Linked DNA regions of Homo sapiens: region 2 is linked to region 1. The links are chromatin loops, found by intact Hi-C in ENCODE. Cell type or tissue: heart left ventricle. All regions are shown on one strand. Each heading gives the region's core, and the rest is flanking DNA. Links, peaks and the distances in the headings are about the cores only.

The links. A loop is a pair of places that touch in the nucleus more often than their neighbours do. Peaks named below come from ENCODE experiments on the same cell type or tissue, not always from the same donor. Only the 100,000 strongest peaks of a DNase experiment are listed, where the experiment ranks them.
Region 2: it touches region 1 in a loop (5-fold over the local background); 2 of 110 quality-filtered maps call a loop at or near these places.

The regions. Positions count from the first base shown.
Region 1 is chr11:93,386,367-93,402,123 of GRCh38, forward strand. DEUP1 (deuterosome assembly protein 1) reads left to right here. Exons shown (of 14, transcript NM_181645.4): 9 at 2,654-2,759; 10 at 8,093-8,290; 11 at 9,873-9,959. Among named protein-coding and RNA genes, the nearest start is that of DEUP1, 64 kb to the left of the region's middle. RefSeq lists an enhancer at 12,301-12,802. In heart left ventricle, for the core only: no CTCF peak of the experiment used is centred there; no DNase peak of the experiment used is centred there.
Region 2 is chr11:93,323,213-93,338,969 of GRCh38, forward strand. It overlaps DEUP1 (deuterosome assembly protein 1), which reads left to right and starts at 7,530. Exons shown (of 14, transcript NM_181645.4): 1 at 7,530-7,560; 2 at 9,004-9,076. The coding sequence starts at 9,048. RefSeq lists an enhancer at 7,169-7,670. In heart left ventricle, for the core only: no CTCF peak of the experiment used is centred there; DNase peaks (open chromatin) are centred at 7,339 and 7,696; H3K4me3 peaks cover 1,111 bases; H3K27me3 peaks cover 1,136 bases.

The DNA.
Region 1 (15,757 bases), core at 3,891-11,890:
GGATTGTTAAATGTTTGTGTGTGTGAATAGACAGTTTGACTGCTTTAATAGTTCATTGATGCTCTTATTCTCATAGAACTTGAATCTTTCTCAAAATCAGAAAGCTAATGCCAGATCAATGATAGGATTTTAAAAATTGAATAGCCAAATAGGGATGCTTTATTGAAAGATTGTTATATTGTTTTAAAGGCAATAATTATTTCTTCAAAGTTGTGAGACCTTCAAAGTTGTGAGACCTGCTAGCATTTCTTTGAGGTCTATGCTTAATAACAAATGGCAACTTAAGATCCCTAAAATGACCTATTTGTGTGTCTCACCAAGGATGGTGACAGAATGCCTATTAGCCAATCTGCATTATCGAATGCTCTGTATACAAGATGTATACTATCATCACTGATTACTAATCAATCTGATATTTATTACATGTAGTGCTGTTCCAGTATGGTGAGTAATGTCTTCACATGAAGAAAATATATTCCTAAAAACATAAGACATTTCACAGAAGAGCACACCAATCAACCCATGTCTAGCTCTGGCTTTGTGAAGAGCATTGTAGGTACTTTTTATGGTGCTCTTAAGACCCATGCTGAATTCCAAACAGTGCCAACAGCCCTTCAATACACTATTTGATCTAAAATCTTGCACTTATTTATATATTTGGCCAGTAAAAACTTTTTTGTTCTGCCTGTTTACCATCCTCTATTTAACTTGGCATTTATTTTGGTCTCCAGACTACAGCTTTCTTATCCTAGAATTCAGTTCTAGAATTCTGAGATTTGATGAAAAGGTATAAGTTTAACTTTTCACAACTTCCATTGTATTTTAGAATTCTTAGCCTTCATCTTTTCCACTAAAAGAGTCTAATTTTTTTAGTTTGTTCTCATATGAATGCTGTTCTATCAGCTTTATTGTTTTGGTTTATTTTATTTAGACTGTTGCTTCTTTGTAGTTGTATCAAAGTGAAATACCCCAGACTACTGATAATAGATGCATAGTAGTTTTATAAAAGTAGCATGGTAATGTTCTTATTCATTTTCAGAAACTTTCTCAATAATGCTAAGCTTTTGTTAGCTTTTTCTATTTTTTTTTAGTTGTAGAAGCACCCTGGGTTGATATGTTCTGAGAGTTATTAAACTAATTTCATACTCTTGTTCTACATGACAAATAATAGTTCCCTTATACATGTACATTAGCATTTTATATTATCATGATTACGGTTTTCTTCTATTCACTTGTCCACATTGGAGTTTGACATTTGTTTCATTCACTCACTGAATTTTGCAAGACCACCATGAGGATTTTAGCATTCAATTCAGCATTCTACTTCCTGAAATTGCTTAGGAAGAATTAAAAAATATGGAAATTTTTCACTCATTTCAAATTATAGGAAATAATGAAAACTTAAGACTGATCCTGAAATAATATTTTAGGAGAATATTGGATAAAATGGAAAATGCTCACAATATATTACTAAGTAGGAAACAAAAGGACACTGAAAAATAATGTGTATAGTATGTTCTAATTATATGGGAAGTGTATATTTCTTTGCACACATATATGCATAGGGAAAAATATATTTACCGCACATAAAAATGCTAATGATGGTTTTTCCTGAATGTTAACATTACAGCAGTATATTATACTCTGATATACTTTGTTATCCACAGTTAACATATATATTTGATAATCACAAAAAAAGCAATCTAGTCTAGATACATGTAACTCAGGGATATCACTACCAACTTAATACCTTTTATAACAGATCCTCTATTTTCAATCTTTAAATTAGCAATTTCTTTATCATTACTCATATTTGGGTTTTTTATTTGTGTGGTTGAAATTTCTGAAGGTGTGAAATCTTCTCAAAAGTTATCTGGAAACCTAAAATTGTACTCACAAGTGGATATGTTCCTCAAAACAACAGACTCCTCCAGAATAGTCAAGCCTGACTTCCAGTAGAAAGCATGCTGCTTCCCCTACCTGGTTATCTTTATTTTTGTGTTTTTGTGATTTTTATTTCACTGGTTTGTCTCATATGAAAGTGAACATTATCTGCTTAGACATCTTCAAACCTCCTGTGGGTATTATACTCTTTATACTAGTTTCTGCTTTTCTCCTCTAATATTAATATGTGGTTGCAATTCCACTTTATAAATTAAGCAGCCAAAGAATAGATGTATTTGAGTACTCTCTGGTTAGACTGTCAGAGTTAATGATGTTTTATCTCTTTTATAGAACAGTTGCTCCCCTTAGACTTCTCATGACATAGTTCCTTTCCACAATACATTAGCAAGTTGGGTGTGTTTCCTTTTTTTAAATGGGTTACCAAGCTATTTTATTATAGCATACAGTCTTTTCTTTTTTCCCAAAATCTTATCTACATATGCAATCCCAGTATTCTGCCAATTTTTAATGTATAATTGAAATTCCTTATTAATTGCTTCCTTTCTTCCATTGAAACCATTTGCACTTAAAGATGTAAATACTTATGGGATCTGAATGTATTAGAACTTGCAATTTCTGTAACTAAAAATGTTTCCAACAAAGTAATGATCTATCTCCGCAGCCTGTAATGGTCTAAATTAACAATATAATCGTTACAATTTATCAAGTTAAGCTTAATTTTAATCATTATTTTATGTTTAATTTGTAGACTTGAATCATCTTATTTGCCTTCTATTAAAGAACCAGAAAGGAAAATAAAAGAGCTGTTTTCAGTGATGCAAGATCAACCAAATCATGAAAAAGAATTGAACAAGGTATGAAAAATAATGAGCTCCATTCTTCCAGGTAGATGTGAACTCTTTACATACAAAGGGAGTTAAAAAAAAATCTTTCTTCTCACTCCCTTTGTTTTCCTTCTGTATTTTTTTGTAAGGTGATAATCTACCAAGCTGCTAATTCCGACATTTTTCTGTGTGAGACTACAAAAAACACAAACCTTAAGTTATCACTGTGCTACTGGGAGACTGCCCACGACACGTGGAGGGTGGAGGGCTGGAGGCTCCATGATAGGTGGCTTATAGCAAGAAAGTTGAGAGCACAGACTCTGGTGCTCAACCACACACGTAAGCTTGGAGAAGTTTCCTGTGCAAGATACTGAGGAGCCTCATTTCTAAGGTGGAAATAATTGGTACCTACCTCATAAGTTTGTGATGAGGATTAAATGAGTTAGCTGCTAACTAGCAGTTAACATGTGCCAGGAACTGTTCTAAGGACTTAAGAAATCCTACTTCATTTATTCCTCACAAACATCTAATGAAATAGGTCTTAATATTACCCTCCTTTTACATTTGAGGAAACTAAGGCACCAAGAAAAAGTAACTTTCTTCAACATTACACAGCTATTAAGTGGCAGAGGCCATGTTTCAATCTAGGCAATCTGGCTCCAGTATCCATACTCTTACCCTAAGGTAAAATCTATGAGATAATGCACTTAAAGTGCTTAAAATAGGATCTAGCTCAGAGGAAGTATCTAGTAAATATTGGCTCAGTAGTTATTTATTGCACCCACATTTTTTCACTGAGCACCTAACATGTGCCAGGAACTCTGCTGGAGCTAGAAATACAAGGATGAGTAAGTCCTGGGCACTGTCCTTAAAGAGCTTGTGGTTCTTTACTCTCCTACAAAGAGTATGATTCTCTCCTCCCTCTAGTACAATCCAGTAATGGCCTTCTTTCTGTGAATTTATCATAGCTATTCTCCACCTCTCTGGTCTTTAGGTTTGAGGATCAGGCAGAATATTTAATGCTATAAAATCTAAACAATTAAAAGTTAAATAAACCTGGGTGTGGCTTTGAATTATCAATTAGTGCACTGCATAGTGCTTGACACACAGTAAATTAAATACTTAGAGAATGAGTTAATATTAAGGCTAAATTTTCCCATAAATATATAGGGTCATAAATTCAGTTGTTTGTACAAATTTAACAAACATTTGTTGAGTATCTAGGAGAACTATAGCTATTCTGCTAATTTCTATAGGAAACACAATAATATGAAAGACAGGTACTGTCTGCCAAAGAGTTGACTGTCAGAGAACTAACAGAGGTTAAGTAGAGAAAAGGTGTTATGAATCAGTGATCATTTTTCATATATTTTGAACACTTTAATGCCATATAATCCCACAAAATTTATTTTGCTGACTTAAAAATATAACTTTGAAAAACTCTTTTTTACTGGTGTCCCCAGTGAATGATAAAAGATTGGTTAAAGCCACCTAAAGTATAGTTACATGATTCTTAACCTCATAGATTTAGATAAAGTAATAAAACTTTGAGTAATATAAAGAATCTACTGACTTTGCACAGTTTTGACATGGTGGGAGAGAGTATGAGGCACAGAATTCTTTATAGACCCTTGGAGGCCACTAAATACCAGAATGCTGTGCAAAAAAAAGGTAACAAATGAATTTTATATAAATAGCTTCCAAGTGGCCGGGCATGGTGGCTCACACCTGTAATTCCAGCACTTTGGGAGGCTGAGGCAGGCAGATCACCAGGTCAGGAGTTTGAGACCAGCCTGACCAACATGGTGAAACCCCGTCTCTACTAAAAATACAAAAATTAGCTGGGCGCGGTGGCAGGCGCCTGTAATCCCAGCTACTCAGGAGGCTGAGGCAGGAGAATTGCTTGAACTCGGGAGGCGGAGGTTGCAGTGAGCCGAGATTGCGCCATGGCACTCCAGCCTGGGCGACAGAGCAAGACTCTGTCTCAGGAAAAAAAAAAAAAAAGCTTCCAAGTGTTTCTGAAGAGCATTTTAATTCTTTTGTAATAAAACTAACAAGAGCTATGTATTATGAATCTTGCAAGTATTTTATTTCTTTTCCTTTTTTCCAGTCTAGAACTGTTTTAGCCATTTATTTTGTGATAACATTCACATTTTCAATAAACCAAAAGTCATTTGGAGTTCAGGTAAATTAGTTTCTTCTTTCATTAAGAAAGAAGTTTTGCAGTATAGTATGTTGTGTTAACATCTAAATATTGTGAAAATAATAAAAATAGTTTACTCCTTTTTCACAGTAGTATATTCATTTTTTTATATTTTAAAAGTTCCATTTTGGCCAGGTGCCGTGGCTCACGCCTGTAATCCCAGCACTTTGGGAGGCCAAGGTGGGCGGATCACGAGGTCAGGAGTTTGAGACCATCCTGGCCAATATGGTGAAACCCTGTCTCTACTAAAAATACAAAAATTAGCCAGGCATGGTGGTGCTCACCTGTAGTCCCAGCTACTCGGGAGGCTGAGGCAGGAGAATCACTTGAACCCGGGAGGTGGAGGTTGCAGTGAACCAAGATTGTGCCACTGCACTCCAGCCTGGGTGACAAAGCAAGACTCCATCTCAAAAAAAAAAAAAAAAAAAAAGTTCCATTTTAAGTGGAACAGGTTAAACTATGCCAAAGGGATGCGATCAGCAAAATCCATACTGGGACAAACTATAGACTGACCGTGTTATTTCATCAAATAAATTGGAAGGTAAAAACTTGGAGACAGAAGAGATTTAAAGGAGATTTGTAATATTGTCCTCCGGGTTAGGATACTTGTGCTCGTGTCTCTTAGTTTCCGCCTTGTTCTCGTTCCTGTGACTCTTTTTTAAAAAAATCTGTTAAATGATGAGGTTCGATCATGTGATTTCTAAGGTCATATCCAACTCTGAAACTCTGAATATGCTGGTAATATGAATAGAATCAGATGAAGGAAGGGTTGGTGGCATAAAGCCTGATGGTGATCACATTTGCCTCTGGACATGTGTACTTTCCATGTTAGGTCACCCCACTCTAAGTGCCATCCCCTAAAACACAGCTTTTTCTGATCTCACTCTAGGTGTCATCCCCTAAAACCCAGATTTTTCCAATCTCTCTGTAGGTGTCAACCCCTAAAACTCAGGTTTTTCCAAATGTGAACCACCTTCCACACCTTCCAGGACCCTTCCCACAGAGGTTGCAGAGCACAATAGTTCACAGGTCCTGGAATTAGACTGCCTTTCACAAGAAATGTGATGTGAAAAGTTATGCACCTTAATTTTCTAATCTGCTAAATACAGTAGTCTGCAAAATAGAGAGACATTGTGGGGATTAAATGAGATGATGCATGTAAACTACTTAGAACACACAAAAAGAGAGGCTTTAAAAAGATATATGAGCCAGTCACAATGAATGGATCATGTTTAGATACTAATTCAATTAAACTTAAACAACATTTATTATATTTTTGAGACAAGCTTAAATTTGAATACTGCCTAGATACTTGATGATATTAAGGAATTCTTAATCTTTACAGACATTGTAATAACATTCTGGCTACATTTAAAAAAAAGAGAGAGCCTTGTTCTTTTAAAGATATATACTGAAATGTTTAAAGGTGAAATGAAAAAAAAAATCCATTTTAAAAAAGTGCCCTGGAGAAAATTCATGTTTCTTTTGTGGCTAGCCTCTACTTAACTCTCCAGCCTTATTTCTCAGAGCAGCTAACTCCTAGCTACCCTAAACTCCTTTTAGTTCACTGAGTGTGCCATGCTTTCACTCACTGAGCTCTTTGCCTGGGATCCCTCCTCCTTCTCCTCCCTCCTCTTCCTCCTCCTCCTCCCTCCTCTTCCTCCTCCTCTTCCTCCTCCTCCGAGCCCTCCTCCTCCTCCTTCTTTCTCCTCCTCCTCCTCTGAGCCCTCCTCCTCCTCCTTCTACTTCTTTCTCCTCCTCCTCCTCCTTCTTCTTCTCTTCCTCCTTCTTTTTTTTTTTTTTTTTTGAGACAGGATCCTGCTGTGTCATTCAGGCTGGAATACAGTGGTGCAATCAGGGCCTACTGCAGCCTAGACCTCCTAGGCTTAAGGGATCCTCCCACCCCAGTGCCCCTTCCACCCGACTAACTGAGACTGAATGCACATGCCACCACACCCGGCTAATGTTTTTACTTTTCATAGAGCATCTATATGTTCTATTTTTTTCTATGCCTTTTTATTTTTTTTATTTTTATTTTTTGAGACAGGGTTTTGAGACAGGGTCTTGCTCTGTCACCCAGGCTGGAGTGCAGTGGCATGATCTCAGCCCACTATACTGCAACCTCTGCCCCCTGGGTTCCAGGCATCCTTCCCACCTCAGCTTCCCACACAAGCCACCACGCCCGGCTAGAGCATCTCTAATTGGCATTCATTCATCCTTCAGTTTTGGGTCTGATGACCCTTCCTCTGGGAATCCTATCCTGTCATCCCTAGGCTGGGTTAAACACACTGCCACTACATACTGCTGACACTAATTGCTACACTGTGTTGTAATCGTCTATTTTTCTGTTTCCCCAATGGACTATGATTTTTTTTTAGACGGATGATTATGTACTTTAAGTCTCAAGAATTAGAAACAGTAATGGTTTCTAGAAAGATGCTAAGAGGCTAGACAAAGACAGCAGTTGTAGGAATGGAGACAGAGGCAAGACTTAAAAGAGGTTGAAATAGAATGGACAGAATTCATTGCCTGACCAGGTTTGGGAGGACAAGGGTGGAGAGGAGTCAGAGACAATCCAGAGGTTTGTAACATGGAAGCTTAGCCAAGATTCAGAAAATAAGAGGCTTAAGTAAGGGAAGTGATGAGTTTTCATGAAGACATTGTTTGAAGTTTACTGTAATGTGATTCTGAGAAACAAATGTTTAGTTACAAACAGTACAGCCTATTTTAGTTTTAAAAAAGCACTGAATTTAAAGCCAAGAGTCCTAGATTCCAGTCCTAGCTTTGCCGATTATTAGCTTTATGACTTTGAGCAAATCATGTAACCATTTTAAAGCCAATTTTTTTCTCCATGAAAATGCTTGATAATACTTTCTTTACCTTCCTCTCAAAGTGGTTATCAAAGTAGTATCAGTCATAGGTGATGATTTGCATACAACAGAAAATAGAAGTGAGAAATGAAATGTTGGAATTGGAAGGAAAAAAGGTAATGAGTCATTATTATATGTATCTGTTTTTAATTTAGCATTGATCAGAAAAGGAGGGTGAAGTGGGCCCTGACAAAGTTTCAGAATAGAAGGACTGAACATGGCCAGTAAAATTTTAAGCTACTCTATAAATAAAAGGATTCAATAATATTTCCAGTCTCTATCTGCTGCAGATAAGAAGCCAACTCCAACAGGTGGAAGAGTACCATAACTCTGAGCAGGAAAGAATGAGGAATGAAATCTCTGACCTAACAGAAGAGCTTCATCAGAAGGAGATCACTATAGCAACTGTCACAAAGAAAGCTGCCCTTCTGGAAAAACAGTTAAAAATGGAATTAGAAATAAAAGAAAAAATGTTAGCAAAACAAAAGGTATGCAAGCAGGCAGAATAGCACTTGTCTAGGGCACATTCTTGCTCAGTGCCAATAGTAGCCTTCATTATTGACTAATGAAAACATTACATTTCTTGGTATTATTTCTGAGACTAGCTTCACAGAAATGCTTTGTGGTGTTACATAAAACCTTTCAGAGATAACACAAAGTGTCACCAACAAAAAGGACTAGGGAAATGACAGTGCAAGACAATTTCATTAAATCTCATCTTTCCATTTTCTTGTAACCTATATTCTGATCACCTCCCACAGTACACTCTAATCAAATATTTCTTCCTGAGTATGTTTTTCTGTATTTCTCTTCCATTAACATTTTTATCTTTAAAAAAAAGTCTCTATTCCAGCTCTTCTTCAACACTTCCTACCCCTCCCCCACACTTCATGTATTTCTTTCAGGCTTTTTACAAATGGATGTTGAAACATGAAAATTAGTTCATATTTACTGAACATGCAGTCAATGCACAGCATGGTACGTGAGGAAAAACAGCAATTGTAACATTCTTCTGTTAAAATACTACAAGTAACTTCTACATCCTTCCTTTCCTTCCTGCCTATTTATTTTTTAAATTCCCTCCATCCCTTACTCATGATCAAATGGATGGCCTACTATTGAGAGCACAGGGTTTATCTGCTTTTTTACCCCAAATCTAAAGGTTTTGAGAGCATCATTTAATAATTTTCTAGGCATATGAGGGTCACTTCACAAATAACATGACTAAAATCGTGAATTATGAAAACAGAAAAGATTTAGCCTTTGCCCAGTTGTAAGCCTTAAACCGTGATTTATTGTTGCAGTACACAGGAAAACAGCACAGATGGGATAATCTCTTTGGTTGTACCTGTATAGGCAGGGATATTTTACAGGTGTTAACAGTGATCTGGCTAGTTGGATTATGAATAATTTTTATTTTCACCTTTATATTTTTGTACGTTTTCTAGGTTTTGTCAATGAGCATAAATTGGTAATTTACAAAATTAAATCTTTTTAAGGCACGTGTTTTATACAGAAATGAGTCCTAGAGAAGTAAAAGGACAGATACCATATCCAAGTCCTGTCAAGTAGAATAAATCAGGGAAAGATAAAATAAATTGAGAGACAAAATGAAGTAGTCACTAAAAAAGATGGAATTTTGGCAGAAATATCAGAACAAAATTAAACATGAAAGTTATGTATTGCCTATTGTAAAAATTAATCAGGTGTTGAATAAATTTAATGGACAGTTACTCAAACATGCTTTTAACATGTGCTTTTTCTGGTGACAATTTGCATACAATAGAAAATAGAAACCAGAAATGGAATTTTGGGATTGTAGGACAAAACTAAATGAATCATTATTGAAAGTATATGCTTGTAGTTTAGCATTGATCAGAAAAAGACGTAAAGTGGTGCCTGCCAAAGACAGGAGAACTAAATAAGAATACCTGAATGTTATTGGTCGTACCGAAGAAGTGTTTCCCTTCATTACACTTAGAAAATATTTGTATTCACAAGACAAAATTTTAATAGAATTATGAGTTTTTATTATGAATTTTACATTTGCCTTTTATCTGCTAATTTCAGGTCTCAGATATGAAATATAAAGCTGTCAGAACTGAAAACACACATCTAAAAGGAATGATGGGAGATTTAGACCCCGGAGAATACATGGTAATATGCTGACATCATTCAATAAATTGAACAAAGAGATTACTGAATTGGTCACGATTAACCTAGACATCATTTATTGAGCACTTGCTGTGTGTTAGACATGAAGGAGTTGGGTGGTAAATTATCTTGTGCTTCAGTTGAGGTTACTTTTATCCTCAGGCTAGAACATTGGAATGTCTGGTTTTCTCCCTTGTTCTTTGGTTGGATTGGGCTCAATTCTGATCATTTCCCTCAAATATGCCAAGCATGCTATTTCCTTGCTTTTCTTCTTGCTGTTGCCTTTGAAATCCTACATCCTATGTGGCCTGATTCAAGTGCCAATCTTCCCCTCAACGAAGCCACCCCTGAAACCCCAGTCAGAATGAATGCCACATTTAGTTCGTATTTTGTTCTGACTTGTTTTGTTGCTTGTCACTTTCCCAGTGGATGGCAAGCAGAGAACCATGTCTTATTGGTGTTTGTTTCACCAGTACCTCACATCTCAGGCATAAAGTAAGTGTTCAATGAGTGTTGGTTGATTTAAAAGAGGGAGAAATAAATGAATTATTCAGGATAAGGACTACTGGTTTTAACCAATGGCTCTATAGGTTTACACAAAGGAACTTAAACAGGCTCTGTGCATCCCCTTTCAATTGTTTAATGTAACAATAGAAAATTGATTTTATATGAGAATTTTTATTTATTGAATGAATGAAATATCATTGTTAACTTGTTTATCATTTATTTGCTCTGAGAAAATTCTAAAATAATTTTCTACCATATGAGGAATGGAAATGATAAGAGATGAATATGTTAATTACTTAATTAGGCCTCAGTTTCCTTAGCTATAAAATGAGGGAGTTGAATTAGACATTCTCCATTGGCCCTCCTTAAGCTATGATACTATATTTCTGTGATATTATATACTTGTTCTCATAATGGTCCATATTCTAGCATCAAAAGAGTGCAAACATTCTGGAAGCATTCTGTCTTCTTCTTTGGGCATGGTTAATGGATCCTGTGATTGGAGTACAGATGGATAAAAAGTAAGGCATAAGTGATTTTCCTATTTGTTACATTAAAAAAACTGTGTGTCATCTATGACATTTTTATTTCTAAATGCTGAACACACAAAAAGTTAAATCAGATCCTGCCTCCGTGAGTGCTTTTTTCACTCACAAAATGGTATTTGTATTTTTTTTACATTTCAATTTGAATGTTTTTAAGTGTATATTCTGGGTCGTCACAGCCCCCACTGAGCCTGCCTAATTCTGGCTCCTTTAGGTGTTTGACTTTGTTCACCTTTTTGTGTTTTTAAGAAATAGCAGACACAGAGATGTATAAAGAAGCTAATGATCCACAACCCTATCCCAATCCAAAGCTATCCAGTGCTAACGAATTAGTGTTTGTTGTAGCATTCTGTAACTTTTTGCTTGCATATGCACACATAAGGAGGAGATGGGTTGAATGTTCTTTTACAGAAATAAATGTATAATATATACATTATTCCAAAACTGCCTTTTGACAGTCCATGAACACCTCTACAAATCAGTAGATGAACATCCCTTTATTTTTCCTAATTTCTTAGAAAAAATATATGAGCATATAAGATATACATAATTTTTTATAAATTTAATCATAACTTACATAAGGGCAATTTTAGTGCAGTCACTTTGTTGTTGCTGCTTGCTTTACTCCTCCCTCTTTCCTCCACTCATCTACCCGCATTATACCCCCTCCTCTAGATGATACATGTTAACTACTTGGTATGTATTATTTTAAACTTTTTCAGATATATATACATATAGTCATATAGTACCTATTTGGGGATTTTATCATCTTTTTAAAGTTGAATCATAACACGTACTTCTCTGTGTCCTGTTTTTGTTCACTCAACAGTATCCCTTGGAATCTTTCCAAGGTAACTAATTTAAGCCTATTTTATTTTTATAATAGCTTGATAATATTCCATGGTGTGTATCAAAATTTATTAAACTATTTTTATACTTATTTCAAGGATAATTTATTCCACTCTGTTTCCAGAGTTTTGCCCGAATGAACAGTACTGTAAGAAAAATCCTTATACTTACACCTTGGAATAGCTTCCTAGGAGTAAAATTGCTAATTCAAAGGATATGTGTGTTTTAATTTTAATAGCTATTGTTAAATCATATGTCTACCATCTTTGTATGAGTACCTTTTAAAATTTCATTCTTGTAGGCATAGGTGTTATAGGTCTTTTTAATTTTTGTCATTCTGATGGTTATAAAGTAATTTCTCAATAGCTCTTTAATTTGCATTTCCCTGAGTACCAGGTGAACATATTTTTGTATATTCATTGACAATGTGTACCAATATCAATTAGATATATCCTTTGCCCATTTTTCTTTTGGCTTATTTGTCTTTTTCATGTCAAATTTTTTTTTTTTTTTTTGAGATGGAGTCTCACTCTGTCACCCAGGCTGGAGTGCAGCGGCATGATCTTGGCTCACTGCAGCCTCCACCTCCCGGGTTCAAGCAATTCTCCTGCCTCAGCCTCCCAAGCAGCTGGGATTACAGGCACATGCCACCATGTCCAGCTAATTTTTATATATTTTTAGTAGAGATGGGGTTTAGCCATGTTGGCCAGGTTGGTCTTGAACTCCTGACCTCAAGTGATCCACCAGCCTTGGCCTCCCAAAGTGCTGGGATTACAGGTGTGAGCCACCCCGTCCACCCTCATGTCAATTTTTAACAATGCTTTTCCAAATCTGTTGTTTGTAACTTTGTTTATGACTTTTTTTGGCCATGCAAAATGCTTTAAACTTCTACTTGATCTCTTTGTTTATAGCTTCTGAGTTTCCTTCCTTGACTAACAGGGTCTTCTTGTTACATATATATATATATTTCTTCTAAATATATATAGCTTCAGTTTTTTTTCAAAGATTATTATATCTTTCATCCAAGTCTTTAATCCATTTATTTTGCGTGGGATATAAAATGGAAACCAAATTTAAATTTTTATGTAAACATTAAGCTCAGTTTATTTAGTTTCTCCTAGTAATTTCCTGTTGGATCCTATTTGGAATTGAAGTAAGTTTATAGATTAACTTTGATTTGGCATTTTCATTATAGTAAATTTTTCCATCCAAGAATGGCTTTCCATTTCTTCATATTTTATGTTTTTCAAAAAGATCTTACCATTTTCTTTGTACAGGTTATGTCCTTTTCTTTTAAAATGTATTCCTAGGTGTTTTTTAAGGATGAGTTTGCTGTTAAAATAAAAAAATAAAAAATAAAATAAATAACAAAATTTATTCCCAAGTGTTTTGCAATTTTTAGTACTGTTATGAATAAAATATTTTCCTTTTTTCAATATCTTGGAACTTATTGTTAATATAGAAAAAATACAAATTATCTTATTAATTTAAGTAGGCTTTTTACTAGAGGTTTCTTAGGCTTTTCTGAGATACAAAATCATATCAACAAAAATAGATAGTCTTATCTCTTTTCCATGGCTCATAGTAGGTTTTTTTTCTTTTTGATCATATACCATTTGCTAAAAACTCCAAGAAAATGTTAAATAATTATAGTGCTTGCTGGAAAGTTTTCTAGTTTTTGATTTTAAATGATGTGGTTTTAGAGTTTTCCTGTTTCATATATTTGTTCTTAATTTATGGTCTTAGTTATATCTTTTTCTATTTTACTTAGAGTTGTTATTAAGAATTGCTGCTGGTTTTATCAAATGCCTTTTTAGGAAATATGATGTTATGTGGGTTTTGTTTTTTAATTTATTGATGTGTAATAGACTATGGTTAACAGATTCCCCAATATTGATCCACCTTTGAGTTTTTGGAATAAACCTTTTTAGTCATAGTCTCAGTTTGATAGGGCTGCTGTAACAAAGTACCAAAAGCTGGCTGGCTTGAAACAACAGAAATTTATTGTCTTACAGTTCTAGAGGCTTGAAGTCCAAATTCAAGGTGTCAGCAGGGCTATGCTCTCTCTGAAACCTGTAGAAGAGAATGTTTCATTGCCTCTTCCTGAATTCTGGTGGTTTGCCAACAATTGTTGGCATTCCTTGACTTGTAGATACATCAGCCCAATCCTCTGTCTTCATATGGATTTCTCCCTGTACCACTGTCTTCTTCCTGTGCTTCTTCCCATCATCCTCTCTCCTTATGTGTCTGTTTCTGTGCCCAAATTTTCCCATTTTATAGGATGCTAGTCCTACTGGATTGGGGCCCACCCTAGTGACCTCATTTTTACACTATAAAGACCCTATTTTCAAATAAGGTCACATTCTGAGGTACCGAGGGTTAGGATTTCAACATGTCTTTTTGGGAGTGGCACAGCTAAACTTATAATAGCCATATTTTAGGAATTTTGATATACTATTGGATTCTATATGATAATATTTTATTTAGAAATGAAGATCTGCAGACTTCCAGTTTCAAAATGGTGGCATGAAAGCAAGCTGGCTTCATTCCCCCCACAGAATACCAAAAACAAATATGCAGATAAAGGCTATATATGACAAACTTACAGCTAACATCATACTAAATGGGGAAGAATTGAAAGCCTTTCCTCCAAGATCTGGAATAAAATAAGGATGCCCATTTCACCACTTTTATTCAACATAATACTCGAAGTCCTGGCCAGAGCAATTAGGCGAGAGAAAGACACAAAAGGGCATCCAAATTGGAAAGGAAGAAGTCAAATGAGCCCTGTTCACAGACGATATGATCTTATGCTTAGAAAACCCTAAAGACTCCACCAAAAAACTGTTAGAACTGATAAACAAATTCAGTAAAGTTTCAGGATATAAAAACATACCAAAACAAGTAGCATTTTTATATGTCAATAGTGAATAATCTGAAAAAGAAATCAAGAAAGCAATCTCATTTACAATAACTACAGAGAATATGAAATACCTAAGAATCAATTTAACCAAAGAAGTGAAAGATATATACAAGGAAAACTATATATCTCTGATGAAAGAAATTGAAGAGGATAAAAAAATGGAAAGATATTCCATTCTCATGTATTGGAAGAGTTAATATTATTAAAATGACAATACTACTCACAGCGATTTACAGATTCAGTGTGATCCCTATCAAAATGCCAATGACATTCTTCAAAGAAATAGAAAAAAAACTATTCTAAAATTTATATGCAAACACAGAAGACCCTGAATAGCCAAAGAAATCCTAAGTAGAAAGAACAAAGATGGAGACAGTATACTACCTGACTTCAAAATATACTACAAAGCTATAGTAACCAAATCAACATGGGACTGGCATAAAAACAGACACATAGACCAATGGAACAGAATAGAGAACCCAGATATAAACCAATGCATTTACAGCCAATTAATCTTCGATAACCACAATGAGATACCACTTCACACCCACTAGAATGACTAAAATTAGATATATTGAAAATAATGTATTTTCAAGAATATACAATAGGGAAAGGACAGCCTCTTCAATAAATGGTGCTGGGAAAACTGGTAATTACGTGTAGAAGAATAAAACTAGACTCCTATCTCTCACCAAACAAAAATCAAATAAAAATTGATTGAAGACTTAAATCTAAGACAGGAAACTATGAAACTACTAAAAGAAGACATTAGGGAAATACTCCATGACTTTAGTCTGAGCAAAGATTTTTTTGTGTAAGTTCTCAAAAATACAGGCAATCAAAGGAAAAATAGGTAAGTGGGATCATATCAAGCTGAAAAGCTTCTGCACAGCAAAGAAAAGAATCAACAAAGTGAAAAGATGACCCACAGAATGCAAGAAAATATTTGCAAACTATCCATATGACAAGGAATTAAT
Region 2 (15,757 bases), core at 2,603-10,602, 64 kb before region 1:
TTCACTGTAAAAGTAAATAAGATCAGGCACAGTGGCTCACACCTATAATCCCAAAACTTTGGGAGGCTGAGGCAGGAGATTCACTTGAACTCAGAAGTTCAAGACCAGCCTGGTCATCACAGAGAGACCTGTCTCAACAGAAAATAAACAAATCAGCTGAGCATGGTGGCATATGCCTGTGGTCTCAGTTACTCAGGAGGCCGAGGTGGGAGGATTGCCTGAGCCCAGGAGGTCAAGACTGCAGTGAGCTGAGATCATGCCACTGTACTCCAGCCTGGGCAATAGACCAAGACCCTGTCTCAAAAAAAAAAAAAAAAAAAAGTAAATGAGTCTCAAATCGTGAACCTTAGTGTATGCAAATTTAAAAAATATTTAGGAGGCCAGAAGATCCCAAAAGAGAATGGAGAATGTGACAAAACATCCTAACTGTATTACAGATTTGTAAAACAACTTCACTAAAAGAGGAAGACGGAAAAGGTACTGATTTAAGTAACTTTGGAAATGAGTGAAATCTATTGAGGCTAAAGGCAAAATTTACTATATATATGCACTGTACTCTAATTGATAATGTCCTGTTCCATATGGTACAGGTTAACAATTCTGTTAGTGTTATACACCTATACAGCAGTTGTGCAGTTAAGTAAATGGATGGAAGATCATGGGAAGCCACTTTTTTACCATTGGAGTAGGAATTTACAGATAAGTAAGGGGAAGAAGCTAGAACAATCTGTGTAACAGAGTTGGAGATAACAGTGTGAACTCATGTCCTTTTAGCTTAGATAAACTCATGTCTGTTTAGATACAAATGGTTACATATAGAAATACTTACAGTTATTTGTATATACAAAGGTCAGTATTACACAAATATATTTCCTTGTTCTGTCAGCTGAGAGGGTTTAGGAACAAGAATAATCAAGTCGCAAGGAGTGTTCCTAGTGCCCAGGTACTGGTTTATAATTCATTGTTAATAAGTGCTCCCTGAAGACAGAGCTGATTGCAGGAGCAGGAAATATACATATACAAGATGAGACTGGGACATCCTATAATGATAGAAAGTAATGAAGTTCTCAAAACCAAAAATCCCACAATGATGAGGTATGTCAAAGGAACATGGGAGCCAACTGGAAGAGCTCCCAATGACCACAGCTGGAATAATATGAGAAACTAAATTTGTTTATTTTCTCAAACAAAGTAGCCTTGGATTATAATTCAAAGTATACAATAAATATCCATGTGTCCATACTGATATAAATAAATGTGGGAGATGAGACAAATCTTCCATGCAGAATTCCAAATAATTGATATATACACTTTACCCTTTGGAAGGCAGAGCATAACTCCCTACCCCTGAAGCGTGTGCTGCACACAATGACTTCCATTCAAAAAGTACAGTATGGAAGTGGGGGAAAGAGTAACTTTACACCGGAGAGAGCTGACAAACACCATCTCAACCCGATGATCAAGGTCAACATCAACAGTCATAAATCAAGTTGATAGTATGTACCCTTGATACAATGTGATGAAAATGGCAGTTAATTTCTGTGAGTTTCCTTCCAATCTAATCATGAGAAAAACTGCAGACAAATTTCAATTAAGGGACATTCCATAAAGTACCTAACAGCTCTCTTCAAAACTGCCAAGATCATTACAAAACTCTTGGAAACTGTCACAGCCAAAAAGTGCCTAAGGAGACATGACCACTATTTAGTGTGGTGTCCTGCAACTGAAAGGACATTAGGTAAAAACCAAGAAAATCTGAATAAAGTATTAATTTTGGTTAATATTATCAGTATCAGTTTATTAATTGTAACAAATAGACCAGACTAATGTAAGATGTTAATAATAGAGGCTACTGGATGTGGGGTAGATGGGAGCCCTCTGTACTATGCTAATAATTTTATGTAAATCTAAAACTGTTCTAAAATAAAAAGCTGATTTTTTTTAAAAAGGCAGAAAAATTCAACAGTAGAAAACATGCCTATTTTGACTTTGGCACTGGGTGAAGAAAAACTAAGAAAAGGAAAAAAAAAGTTTTGGAAATTTGTATCATAAGCTGACTCTAACACTTATTTTTCATTCATCATATTACCTGTGTTGTCTGGAAAAGCTCCTGTAAAAAAAATTAATGTAAAGTAGTTTAGAGTTGGTGATACCCCCAGACAATTCTCATAAGAAAATGCAAAATCAAAAAATTCAGCCTCCATCCTGGCCTCAAAGATGTCCCAGAAATAAAGCTTCCCCTCAAAAGTATCTCATAGTTAAAAATTATAAACCCACACAAGAAAAAAGACAACATGAGTAAGAGCTAGCAGTAATATATCCAAAATATTTTAGAGACTGGAATCATAACACGCAAAATAAAATAGAAAATTCTTATTAATATGCTTTAAAAGTTGAAATAAAAAAGTAAAAGAGAAGCTTGAAAATTTTGGCAAAGAAATGGAAGTTATATAAGATGACAGAGATTACCTGCAAAATCAACAAATTAATTTTTTTAAATTTCAAATTCAACAAATACTTTTTGAGTTCTTCCTATGTGCTAGGGCATGTATTAAATACTTGCACATATATTATCTATTTTTACTTTCATAACAACAAATAATTCTATTAATAAGTACCAAAGTTATAAAAAACTTCATAATAAAATATTTTATTATTTTTCAATCTGGATACTTTTTTCTGTTCTGTTTTCCAATTCACAGGTTATCCCTTCACCTGTACCAAATCTATCATTATTCATATCTGTTGTGTTCTTATTTTTGGTTATTAGTAATTTTTTTCTAGTTTTAGAATTTCTATTTTTCTTTTTGTTCTGGCCTTTGTATTTGAGAAGTTATTTCTAGGAAAATTCCTGCTTGCTTCTTCCAGGTATCTTAACCTACCAGTCTAGTATGACCCTATTCTGAGTTCAAAGATGGAGGTTGTCCCAAATTACAGATGATTGCAAGCTGGCTGTGAGTCAGTAGGAGTACCGATTTATTTCCACCTCACCATTTTCCTGAGGGTAAAGTCATCTGGAGCCCCAGCTTAAAGACAGGGGATGTTTATTTATTTATTGAGCCCAGGCTTTGTCTTCTGCCCCTTTTTTTCACAAGACTATCAAACGGCTGCTCAGTTTTGCAGCTGTTTCTTCCAGAGCATCAAATGCCTTTGAAAGCAGCCTTAAGTGCTGGGCTCACTTCTCTAGGTTCATGTCTTTTCCTATATTTTGACCCAGTAATTTCCATCATATTAGCTAGTGACCCGAAAGGTTTCTGCAGAGTTGAGCTCAGAGAAGAAGTTGACCCAAGTGAAAAGAGGCCATTAAGCAGGCAGGCCCAACTTTCCTCTCTGGTTACAAATTTGTTTTTCCCATTAGGGCCCTTTCACTTCAACATTGTCCTAGTCATGAATGGCTCCAGGAAATAAGTATTACATCTTTAAAACTTTAGCTCACGACTATACAAAAATCTTTCTCCTTTAGCTCCCCTTAATATCTGAAAAAGGATGACATTTTCAAAACCACAGTGTCGAAACTCTAAAAGTCCATAAAAAGTAAAAGTAGAGAATTTTAGAAATCATAATAGCCATTTTTTCAAAGAATTTGGCTTTGTTTTCTGATCCTCAAGTGAAACCTGGCGCTTCTAAAGTCCCATCAGGAGGAGAAGCAGCCCTGATAGTGATGATTGACAGGCCTAGCAGGCATGACACAATGAAAGGCCTCATGCTGCCTGGTTAAGGGCTCAAATTTATGTATTTCTCTTCAGACGTCTAATGCCTATCGCAGCCCAGAGCAGGTTGGTAAGGATACTGAGGTAGGACATTTTCAAAATCTCTCTCAAATCACCCCCAAATAATTAAGAATCTCTCTCTTTGCATTGCCCTTCACACTTTAATGAAGAGCTTTAGGACATTGACCAGGCACCCATGTTCTCCAGCTTCCCTGTCCAATATGATAGCCACCAGTCATGTGTGACTATGAAGCACCTACATGTGGCCAGAATGAACTGATTCAGCTTTAAGTAAAAACTATGCAAAAAATATATAAAATATCTCAATAATTTTTATATTGACTAGGTGTTAAAATGATATTTTAGATATATTAGATGAAATAAATGTGTTATTAAAATAAACTTTATCTGTTTTTTACTTTTTAAAATTTGACTACTAGAATATTTAAAATTATACAAGTGGCTTGCATTATATTTCCATTGGACAGTGCTGCTCTAGGTGATCTTAGTTCTAAATACTGAATCTCTTCCTGCTGAATGGTTATTTTCTCAACTAGAATGTGTATTAAGCATCTCCAGAAAATTCCTTTGAAAATGTTTGCCATTAACTAACAATGAGACTAATCAAATAATTATAACTCTTTGGATCTGAGTTTCTTCACATCCAAAATGAAGAGGTTAGACCAGCAGTCCCCAACCTTTTTGGCACCAGGGGGTATGGTTTCAGGATGAAACTGTTCCATGTCAGATCATCAGGCATTAAATTCTCATAAGGAGTGCACAAACTAGATCCCTGGCATGTGCAGTTCACAATAGGATTCGCGCTTCTATGAGAATCTAATGCCACCACTGATCTGACAGGAGGCAAAGCTCAGGCCGTAATGCTTGCCCGCTGCTCACCTCCTGCTGTGTGGCCAGGTTCCTAACAGGCCACTGGCCAGTACCAGTATGCAGCCCAGGGGTTGGGGACCCCTGGGTTAGACTGTATCTCCTCTACAGTTTCTTACAATTCTATGATTATTTCATCATAATTGTTTTAAAAAAATTTTTAAGGTATGTTCTATGCATAATGGTATACTTAGTTTTTAAAATTATAATGAATATATATAATTTTTAAACTTGCTTTTTAAAAAATATAAAAATAAATATTTCCTTGTTGATACAAAGACAGACATGAAGTTATTTTATATAGCCACGCATATGCTAAAGTTGCACATTCATTTACTATATTGCTATTATAAATTTTCCCATGAAATGATTTTGTTATGAAGGTTTTTAAATTTTAAAGGTTTAGCCTATTGCTTTATTATTTATTCCCTATAATTGGTCCCTTAGCTTTTCTTCCAAAGGTCATCCTTATTCTTCATCCATTTATGCCCCCTATATTCTCCTTTGACCATTTCCGGTTACATTTTATCTTATCCTCATTTTGCCATGTCCTCCAATTTTCTTTCATGACTAAGCTCTCTTGTCAACTCTCACTAACCCTGTTTAGGAAGATTTCCACCCTGGCCACACTCTTCCTCTCCTTTAGACTGGAGCTTTCCTGGTCTCATCCCTTTCAAAACAAACTTACCTGAAAATATCTAATAATAAGGACATTTCAAGGTGAATTCAAGTCTTTACTGTTACTTCTTACTAGCAGGGTAGGGAACAGGTATTTGCATTTTAAATCTTAACTCTCATCCTGAAATGAAAACCTTTATTCGTATTAAATTGAATGGGATGTTCCTATTCTATATTTAAATTTTCCTAAAATCCATTATAGTATGTGTCTTCTTAAATGTTTTTGCAAGCATTCCCCTGCACCTATTCTTCTATGTGAAAACATGAAACCTGGCCGGGCGCGGTGGCTGACTCCTGTAATCCCAGCACTTTGGGAGGCCGAGCCGGGTGGATCACGAGGTCAGGAGTTCGAGACCATCCTGGCTAACACGGTGAAACCCCGTCTCTTCTAAAAATACAAAAAATTAGCCGGGCGTGGTGGCGGGTGCCTGTAGTCCCAGCTACTCGGGAGGCTGAGGCAGAAGAATGGCGTGAACCCAGGAGGCGGAGCTTGCAGTGAGCCGAGATGGCACCACTGCACTCCAGCCTGGGCAACAGAGCGAGACTCCGTCTCAAAAAAAAAAAAAAAAAGGAAAACATTAAACCTACAGTTTGCTAAGGAAGATCCTGACTGCTAAAGAAACCGACTCAACCTTAATGTTTGGAGAACACTGGATTTGGAGTAAGATGATCTAGGTTTACATCTTGATGTATCATCCATTTCAAGTGCAAATCCATGGACAAATCCATGGACATATCCTTCATTCTCTCTAAGCCTGGGTTTCCTAATCTTCTGAAAGAAGCTATTAATAACACCTGATACACTTGCTGAGTGTATTTCTGAGCCTCTAAAGAAATAATGAACATGGAAGCACTTAGCAATGTTACATAGCCTTAGTGATCTTGGGCATCCTGAGATTTCATTAAATTTCGTTCCTAGTTCCATTTTCCCTTCCTTGGGTTAGAAAAAATACATTGACCCATTCAATTCAGATAAGAATAAAGAATATACGCGTTTTCAGAATAATGAAAAGTTTCAAGTTAAGATAACACAGTCACTCTCTTCATGCAAACATGAGAGCTATGAAACACCTGTTAGAACTGATATCCCAGGTGACCGTATACAATTCATCTATGAAGCTCAATTTGTCAAGAAACAGCATAATGGTTTTATAAAATTCAGATGGGACCTGGACGGAGGGATGTGGGTGCGCATTAAATTCATAGAATATTAAAGTAGCAAATTAGCGTTAAAGTGATGAAAGTAAAGTGCAAATAAAAGACTTTAAGAATTAAGTAGTCGACTCCATGTGTTAGGAAGGAATTATTTGGTTAAAATAAATCAAATACAAAATTCAAGTGCTTAAAACAAATCACTCAAGATGTCAGTTGGAAAACATATATTCTTTCCTATTATTTCCTCTATGAAATGGAGACAGAAAATCTGTCATCAATGACTCTTGGAATTTGGTGGAAAAAGGAAAGAATCTGGAATCAGTCCCGTTGAGTTTCGTTCCAGCTTCTCCTCTTAGAAGCTATTCTCTTCTCCCTGAAGGGAGGCAACACTGTCCGTTCGCCTGACTGGCAGTGTTTTAAGGACCCATCGCGCTTGACGGGAAAGTCAGGTACAAGCTGATGCTGTTATCACCACAGGAACCAGGGGCTGAGCGGTGAAATCCAGCTCCTCCCAGCTGGAAGACGCTAGGGTGAACGGAGATAAAAGCAGTTCTCTTTACCCGAAGTTTATTTCTTTTTCATGCCACTTCAAATTTGGGTAAGAGGAAAGAGGGCCAAGGGGATTTAAGGAACCTGGATGATGAACTCCCCAGCGGTTTACAGTTCCTTCGTGATCTATTTGGTTCATTCATTCAACAAGTATTTCCGGGCTGCAGCTTGGGTGCCCAGCCTTGGGGTAGGCAGTGGGACTACAAAGAGGAAAGGACCCAGAATAGAGGGGGCACTGGACGTATAACTGCGGGACAGCGAGGTCGCGCTCGCGCGGGGTGAGGTTGGAGGCAGCCGAGGAGCCGCACAGGGCAGCGCCTGCCGCCGCCGCCGCGCCCATCCCCCACTCCGACGGCCACGAGTTCGGGCCGCGACGTCCCCATGGCAACACGCGGCGGCGCCGCGCGCGGGGAGGGAGAGGCCCAACTGCCTCGTTGGTCGCGCGGCGGGAGGGCCCAGGCGGCGGGAGCGCGGCGGCGGGTGGCGGGGCCCCTTGGGGCGGGCCTGGCGGGGCGGGAGGTGACATACGCGGTCCTGCGCCCTCGCCTCAGACCTCTCGGGCGAGCGCGGCGCAGCGCAGGTAATGGCTCCTGGCCTTCCCGGCCCCGCCTCGCCCCTGACCCTCACCCAAAGGCCAGGCTGCGCGGGTCCTCGAGCGGGACAGGGGAACCCCAAAAGGGCGGCCGCTCTGCGGGAGGCTGGGCTTGAACCGAGCGCGGGTCCTGGAGGGGCGCGTGGCGCGGGGACAGAGGCTGGGAGGGGAGGCCCGCGCTTGCAAATCCAGAGCAGAGCTGCGCCCTAAGTTAGAAGGACTGGGCTTCAGTTGTGTGGCCTTGGGCAAGCCACTTAACTTGTCTGTGCCTCAGTTTCCCTGACGTTTAAGTGAGATATTTGAGAATCTACAAAACCATTTATTGGTCTGCTCCTTCTGGTCAAGTTTTCCTTCACCATCCCTGCTCCTCTCCGCTCTGTCTCTCTTAATTCCAGGGTCTCTCTTAAAACTCTTCGATTTGGAAGTGATGTGAGCTCGAATCTTCCTCCTCTTTCTACCTCCTTGAATGTTCTTTAATTGACTTTTATTCAGTGATTCGGAGGAGTTGAAGTCCTTTTCAATACTTTCTCCAGTTATCGTCATAGATTATTTTTTAACTAAAATTGTGTTACTGAGAAAAACTTTTTTTTTTTTTTTACTTTAGGCAAATGCTAACATCCCTATTTTGTCAAGAGGTGAGCCAGTGCCCATAGAGCCATTGAAGAATTTCAAGATTTCTTTTTAAAGGCATTCTTAGCCTTTTTGTCCTAAATCTCATAGTTATAGTCATCCTAACAAAACCCAGATAGGGCCAAAGAAAGAATGTACTCAAATAAAGGCACACCTTTAGGGGAACCACAAGAATAGAAAGTTTGAGAACATCTGGCTAGAATTTCTCTTTTAATGGGAATTCTGTTTTACTCATTCTCATGTACTGAGCCGTTTGCGAACAACGTAGTACAAGCTATTATTCAATAAGTAGTAAATGGATGCTCATTTTAGTCCGTACCACATATTTCAATAAATCACTAAGTCAATATCGTAAATGCATAGGGGTCGCTAAACAAAAAACTCAAGTTTGGGAGGCCGAGGTGGGTGGATCACGAGGTCAGGAGTTCGAGACCAGCCTGATCAACATGCGAAACCCCGTCCCTACTAAAAATACAAAAATTAGCCGGGCATGGTGGCGATTGCCTGTCCCAGCTACTCAGGAGGCTGAGGTGGGAGAATCGCTAGAACCTGGGAGGCAGAGGTTGCAGTGAGCTGAGATCGTGCCTCTGCACTCCAGCCTGGGCCACAGAGCTAGACTCCGTCTCAAAAAACAAACAAAAAACCAAAACAGAAAACTCAGGTTTCTATATTTTGTAGGATCAAGAGCTACTACACAGAAAAACTCATACTAAATGGTTTTTGCCAGTAGCAAAATTTTCATGTTTTATAGGTTAAAGAATATAAACATTTTAGGAACTTGTATCATTTTCCTCCTAACAGATTAAAAATCAAGAAATATAAACCAGATGTAGCAGTTTCTTGACATGGAGAACCAAGCCCATAATACGATGGGGTAAGTGCTGAGAAATTTCTGTTTAATAAGTATGTGCTTAACTGTGCCAAAAACTTCCTGAGAACACATGAATTTTGAAATTTACTATTAATAGAAGGATATGCCAATTATTTTTGGTGAGGCGGATGAGAGGAAATATGAAGTGACTGTAATTAAGGATTATAATGCGAGACTTTCTGATTTTGACACTACAGATCTGCACTCAAAAATCACTGTTTTCCAACTTTTAGTGACTGTCCAATATCTAAGGGTGGTGGATGCGGAGGCAGGCCTCGTGTGCTCTTCTGTTACCACAATGCAACCTTTCTTCGCCAGCTTGCTCCTTTTTTGCCGCATTGAGTATCTCAAGTTTCCCTCTACTCTTGCCCCTTAAGGCTGAACTCAACACTTAAACATAGCCTGAGAATAGATGCAACTCCGTAAAAACATCATCAAGAACTAGATATCTTACCAAAAGTTTCACGAAGAGATAAGAATAAAATTTGTATAGCATTTGTCATTGTAGAAAATCAAATTCCTGTTTACAAATATCTGTCCTAACTCTTTACCTGCTACCTGCATCACAGAGTTTTCTCTTCCTATTGTTTCACTAGCCAACTGACCACTGGCTGAACACAGAGTTTGGGGAATGAAGGGGTGAAGGGGTGGTTGTATAGTGCCTAATCTTGATTGCAACTGACTTTGGCGCTAGTCACACCACTTCAGGTGTCTCACTTTCAGAAATTCTGCCCAGACCATAACTTTGATGTCAGGCTGAAAGAAAGCTGCACAAGTTTGGATAATAATCATAGCTATCACTTTTTAGCTCCCACTGCATACTCCTTCTTACAACAGCCCTGCTAGGTATTATTCTCATTTTACAACTAAGAAAAGTAAATATATTCGAGTACAGTCTAAGCTCTTATAACAAAGAGACTCCAAAAACAGCAGCTTAAATAAGATTGAAGATTATGTCTGTTTCATATAGTCGTCACAGGTGCTGCGCTCACCCAAGATACACGGACCAGGATTGGTTTGGCAACTCTGCCATCTTCATTAATGATTTCTATCTCTAGGACCAAAGTGGTTGTTTCAGCTCCCACCATCATAAGTGTGCTCTGCCATCATGACTGTGCTCCTTCCATAGGGAAGGAGAAAGGCAAGAAGAGAGAGTAAGACCTTTTCTTTTAGGAGTATAACATGGAAATGGCAGGTCTCGCTTCTGTTCACTTTCCATTGGCCAGAACTTTATCCCAGAGTTACAACTAGCAGCAAGAAAGGCTGGGGAATATGGTCTGTAACTAGGTAGCCATATGACCAGATGAAGCTTAGAAGTTCTAGAACAAAGGAGGAAGAATGGATATTGCTGAAAAACTAGCATCCTCTACCACATTGAGGCTCAGAAAGGTAGAAAGACAAAAAAAGCAGGAGCTCATCCTAGAATATACACCAGGTTAGTAGAGAAAGTAGGATTTGAATTCAGGTATGCCTGGCTCCAATCCCTGTGTTCCTTCCTACATTGGAAATGGATGGCAATGAGATGCAGGGAGCAGCCTGCCTGGTATCCATAGCAGAGCCAGGTTAGGATTCTGGGTTAAGTATGTGTTGGGTCCCTGGTGTGATGATAGCACTAAGAGCTAAGATGCAGATTGAAGATGTTGAACCTAAGGTTGGGTCCCAGATATCACTTCACTCCTACAAATCCAAGGCCATGGAGTCATTTAAGAAACAGACCTTGTCTTTAAAGAACTTAGAATTTAGTAAGGAACAGTAGAACTTGTTTGGGTATGGTGTAATTACAACCCCCCAAGTTAATGAGAGTTTTTAGAGGTTTTCCTGAGGTACTGTTCCACTCATCACAGTAGACATGGGTCCACACACTGCCTACCACGGTCTCCAAAGCATGGAGACCCCAGGTTGGCATTGCCTCAGTCCCACATGCTATTGAGAGTTATGTATAAATCTAGATCATGAATACAATAAAACTTCATCATCAGGGACTTGTTATGTAGCTTATTAAACCATGTCATCTACATATACAGTAATGTTTTGTGGAGCAGCCTACATTTAACAGATACCTATTTAGAGTCTACTGTGAGCTACTTACTGGTCTAGGCACCAGGAAGGTAGCAGTGAACAAAATAGACAACTTCTTCTCAAGGGGCTTATACCATAGTGGAAGAGACAGATAATAAACGTATAAATTTGTATCATATGGTGATATGAAGAAAAATAAAGCAGGCTAAGGGTGGGAAAAATAGAGAGTGTGAATGGAGTGGTCAAATAAAGATACTTTGGTAAGGCAGCATTCGAGCAGAGATTATATCTGGGGAAAAGATTACACAGAGCAGGAGCAGAAAGTGCCAAGGCCTATGGTGGGAGCTTTCCCACAGAACATTTTCAGTGTGAGTGAATCAATATTCTCTGATATCATGGTTATAACCGGGTTTGATGTTAATTTATCCATGATTTCTTCCAATTATAGGTGTTTGTATTTGTGCCATAATAATCTAAACTCCTTGTAATTGAAACTCAATTTTATGTTTGTTCTTTTTGTTTTTAAAGTGTGTTTCCAGAACATAATTATAGAATAAGTGATCCCTTTTATTGGCCTTTTTAAGAAAACCTTCTCTAGGTTTTGCTTTGTTTTTGTTTTCTTATTCATGAATTTCTACTTACTAGTTTTCCCTTTTATGGTTTATTCTATCTTGTTCCCATGGGTTGAAAAATGTGCTTCAGTTATTTTCATGATTTCTGGATTTCATGATTTCTTTAAATAATAAAAGCATGTAAGTTTCCTCCTGAGCACAGCTTTGCTGCCTGCCATAGGGTTAGTGTTCTCACCATCATTTTCTAAATAATCTATCATTTCAAATTTGATATCTTCTTTGACTCAAGAGATATTTACAAAATGTAATTTCAAGGGGCATTTAGTTATCTTTTTATTATTACTTTTTAATCTTTCTACTGTCATAGTCATAGGATATGGACTATATGATTTTGACTCTGTCAATTTCACTAAGATTATTCTTGTAGTCTATTGCAGGATCAACTTTTATTAATGTCCTTTGGGTATTTGAAAACACATGTATGTTCTCTTTTGGTTGAGTAAAAAGGCTAAAAAAGTTATATAATCAAACATTTTAATTGTTGTTATTATGTTTAACTTGTGTTTTTCAAGTACAGTTACATTAATTTTTGTTTATTTGATCTGTCAAATTCTAAGGAAGATCTTCACTATAATTGTAGTTTGTCTAGTCCTTCTTGTATTACTAACAATTTTTGGTTTACATATTTCAGTGTTCTGTTGCTTGATGTGTCAAGGTTTATGCGTATATCTTCTCAGCATATTATATGATTAACATTATAAAATATAGCACAAGTATAAACTAATGTTTTCTGTTTTAATTCTACTTTGCCTGATATTAATATTACCATCCCTGCTTTCTTTTTAGTTTACTTTAATCAATAATATCTTTGTTCATCACCTTGTTTTCAACCTTTTTTAGGTCATATCAAGTTTTTCTCCACATATAAATAGCATATGGTTAGATTAACAAATAGAGGCCAGGTGCAGTGGCTGACGCCTGTAATCCCAGCACTTTGGGAAGCCAAGGCAGGTGGATCACCTGAGGTTGGGAGTTCAAGACCAGCCTGACGAACATGGAGAAACCCCGTCTCTACTAAAAATAAAAATTAGCCTGGTGTGGTGGTGCATGCCTGTAATACCAGCTACTCAGGAGGCTGAGGCAGGAGAATCATTTGAACCCGGGAGGCGGAAGTTGCAGTGAGCCGAGATTGTGCCATTCCACTCCAGCCTGGGCAACAAGAACAAAACTCCATCTCAAAACAAAAACAAAAAACAAAACCCAAAAAACAAATAGGAAGCATAGCTGGGGAGACCTCAGGAAACTTACAATCATGGCAGAAGGCGAAGAGGAAGGAGGCATGTTTTATGTGGCCAGAGCAGGAGGGAGAGAGAGAGAAGGGGGGAGTTGCATCTCCTGAGAACTCACTATCACAAGAACAACAAGGGGGAAGTTCGCCCTCATGATTCAGTCACCTCTCACCAGGCCCCTCCTCCAACACTGGGAATTACAATTCGACATGAGATTTGGTTAGGGACACAGAGCCAACCATATCAGCGGGCTTATTGACAGTGGTCTTTACTCCATAGTCATCAGACTAGGCAGTTTCCTTGCAGGACCCCAGGTCACTCTCTTTCAGTCTTTTGTCTCAGGCTAATCAGATTCCAGAGAATTCTAATTTCCTACCTGGAGAGTATACCAGCATTCTGGGAGCTGAAAAGGATGAGGGGGCTGAATTCAGACTTACATTGTTGACCTTAACCCCCCCAGTTTCCAGTACAGTGGTCCTGCCATCTACTGTACCTGGTGTTCCCCAACCCCAGTCCAGAGCCTTTCTGTTTTAGCTTCTCCAGAGAATATGCCTGGATTCGAATGCCAGTGAGGAGATCTAGGAGTCAACCCCTTCTTAGCCATTCCTCCTGTTTTCAGGCTGACACTCACTTGCTACTTCCAGATGTATCTAGTTGGTTTGCTACTTGGCTTTGTCCACTGCTAGTTCCTGTTATTTTTATCCTTCTAGGTTTGACCTTCTAGGTTAAAAATATCCCTTTACTTTGTGTTAGTAGGATTTGGGGAGGGAACAAAATGTGTGTGCATACATCTTCAACCAAATTCTCATTTTTCTCTACTGAATCTTTTACTGTACCTTTTATTCTGTGACTTTTATCTTAGCCATTGATCTCATTCATAGAATCTTGTCAAATGCTTCCTAAACATCTAGGTACTGCTACGTGATCCACCAGATTCTTCTTATCTGCTGTGAAAGTCATTATTTTCAAAGAACCAAGGTAGATGAATATTAAATCATAACTTCTTGCATCTGATTCAAAAGGTCCTTTAAAACTATACTCTTTTTGTGTGCATCTTTCTTAACCCTTAAAGTATTCTTTCCCTCTGAGATATATTAATCATCTTTACTTTACTTACCAGGTTCTTGACTTTATGAATCATAACTTTACTTACCAGGTTCTTGATGAGTTAAACACAGTTTTAATTACAGTTTATAAAATAAAATCTAATTTTTCTGATGTAAGTCAACATATTGGTACCTGAATAAATTATATATTATTTTTGCACATTGAAAATTCTTTTTAAATTTGGTTAATTCCCTTGCTTTCTGGTTAGCCCAGACTGTACCCCCTTACTCTCCCTCTCTTCATACTTTATTCACCTCCCCCCATATACACGTATATTCCTCCCCAGAGTAATCAAACTGGACAAGTTCTTCCAGTTTCTTGTATCTCTGAAGAAGAAACAAAGTAAAGTACATCTGGGTTAAAATCCTGACATGTCAAACTTGACGGTAGACTCTGAAATGTTAGCAGTGCTGAGTGACTGTAGGAATTAAATGCATGTTTTTGAAAGGAAGGAAAGTTATTAGGAAGGAGAGAGAGGGAGGAAGGAAATAAGGAAAGAAAGGGAAGATTTCTACAAGAGACCTAATCAAACTGCTAGTAAGTTTAAGGAAAGATGAAAAAGTACCACTGTGTAGGATAAATTTGCACATACGTTTCACAGGAAAATCTTTACAAAAGATTAGTTACAACATACATTTTCTTAAAAATCTGATATGTGTGAATGTAGATATGTACATCAGGTGCATCCCACCTAACCTGACCTGGTTGTCTATGGTGCTTAGTTGTATGGCACCTTGGAACCACCTGGGACTTTGTGAGCCTCTAATCAGAGCACTGGTGAAACAGAGAAGTGCTAAAAACATGAATATTACAGATATGTGATGAGTGCGTTTGTTCTCTCCCCAAAAGAAAGAAGCAGTCTCATTGGACAGCAGTTAGTATAAAAGTTGTACCCTCCTTGAACTCAAGAAGCAGAAGGAAAAGGAGAAATAGAGACAAAAATAGAAAAGCTGGCAAGAGAAGTAGCAACACAAGTATCAGTGGTAATAAGAACGTTAAGAAGTTGGTCCTATAACACTATAGGCCAGCGTATTCCAGGGGCCCTAGCTCTGTTCAGCAATGTTTTGTCTTCTCTTCTGTCACACCACAGGGACAAGCACAGTGCCTGACATAGGGTAATTATGCAGTCAACTTTTTTTTTTTTTTTTTCCTGAGGCAGGGTCTTGCTCTGTCACCCAGGCTGGAGTACAGTGGTGTGATCTTGGCTTCCTGCAATGTCAGCCTCCTGGGCTCAAGCAATCCTCCACCTCAGCCTCCTGAGTAGCTGGGAGGTACACACCACCAAGACTGGCAATCTTTTTGTTTTGTTTTTTGTAGTGGTAGGGTCTCACTATGTTGCCTAGGTTGGTTTTGAACTCCTGGACTCAAGCAATCCTCCCACTTTGGCCTCCCAAAGTGCTAGAATTACAGGCATGAACCACTGCTCCCAGCTCAGTCAACATTTGTTGAATGAATGAGTGAACTGAAAGAATGACAGCTTATTAAAGGCAATAAACTGTCAAACAACAGGGAAATAAAATATAAATACCAATTTCAAAAGACTAGAGAAGAGTTGAATCAAGAGTTCAGAATTAGATAGAAATGAGGTTGTATAAAAGCAGGGTGTGAAAAAATGAAGAGAATCCAGGACTATTTTCATAGATACACTTGGGGTATTGAGGACTTGCCTTTTTAATTGGAGAATGTATGGGGAATGG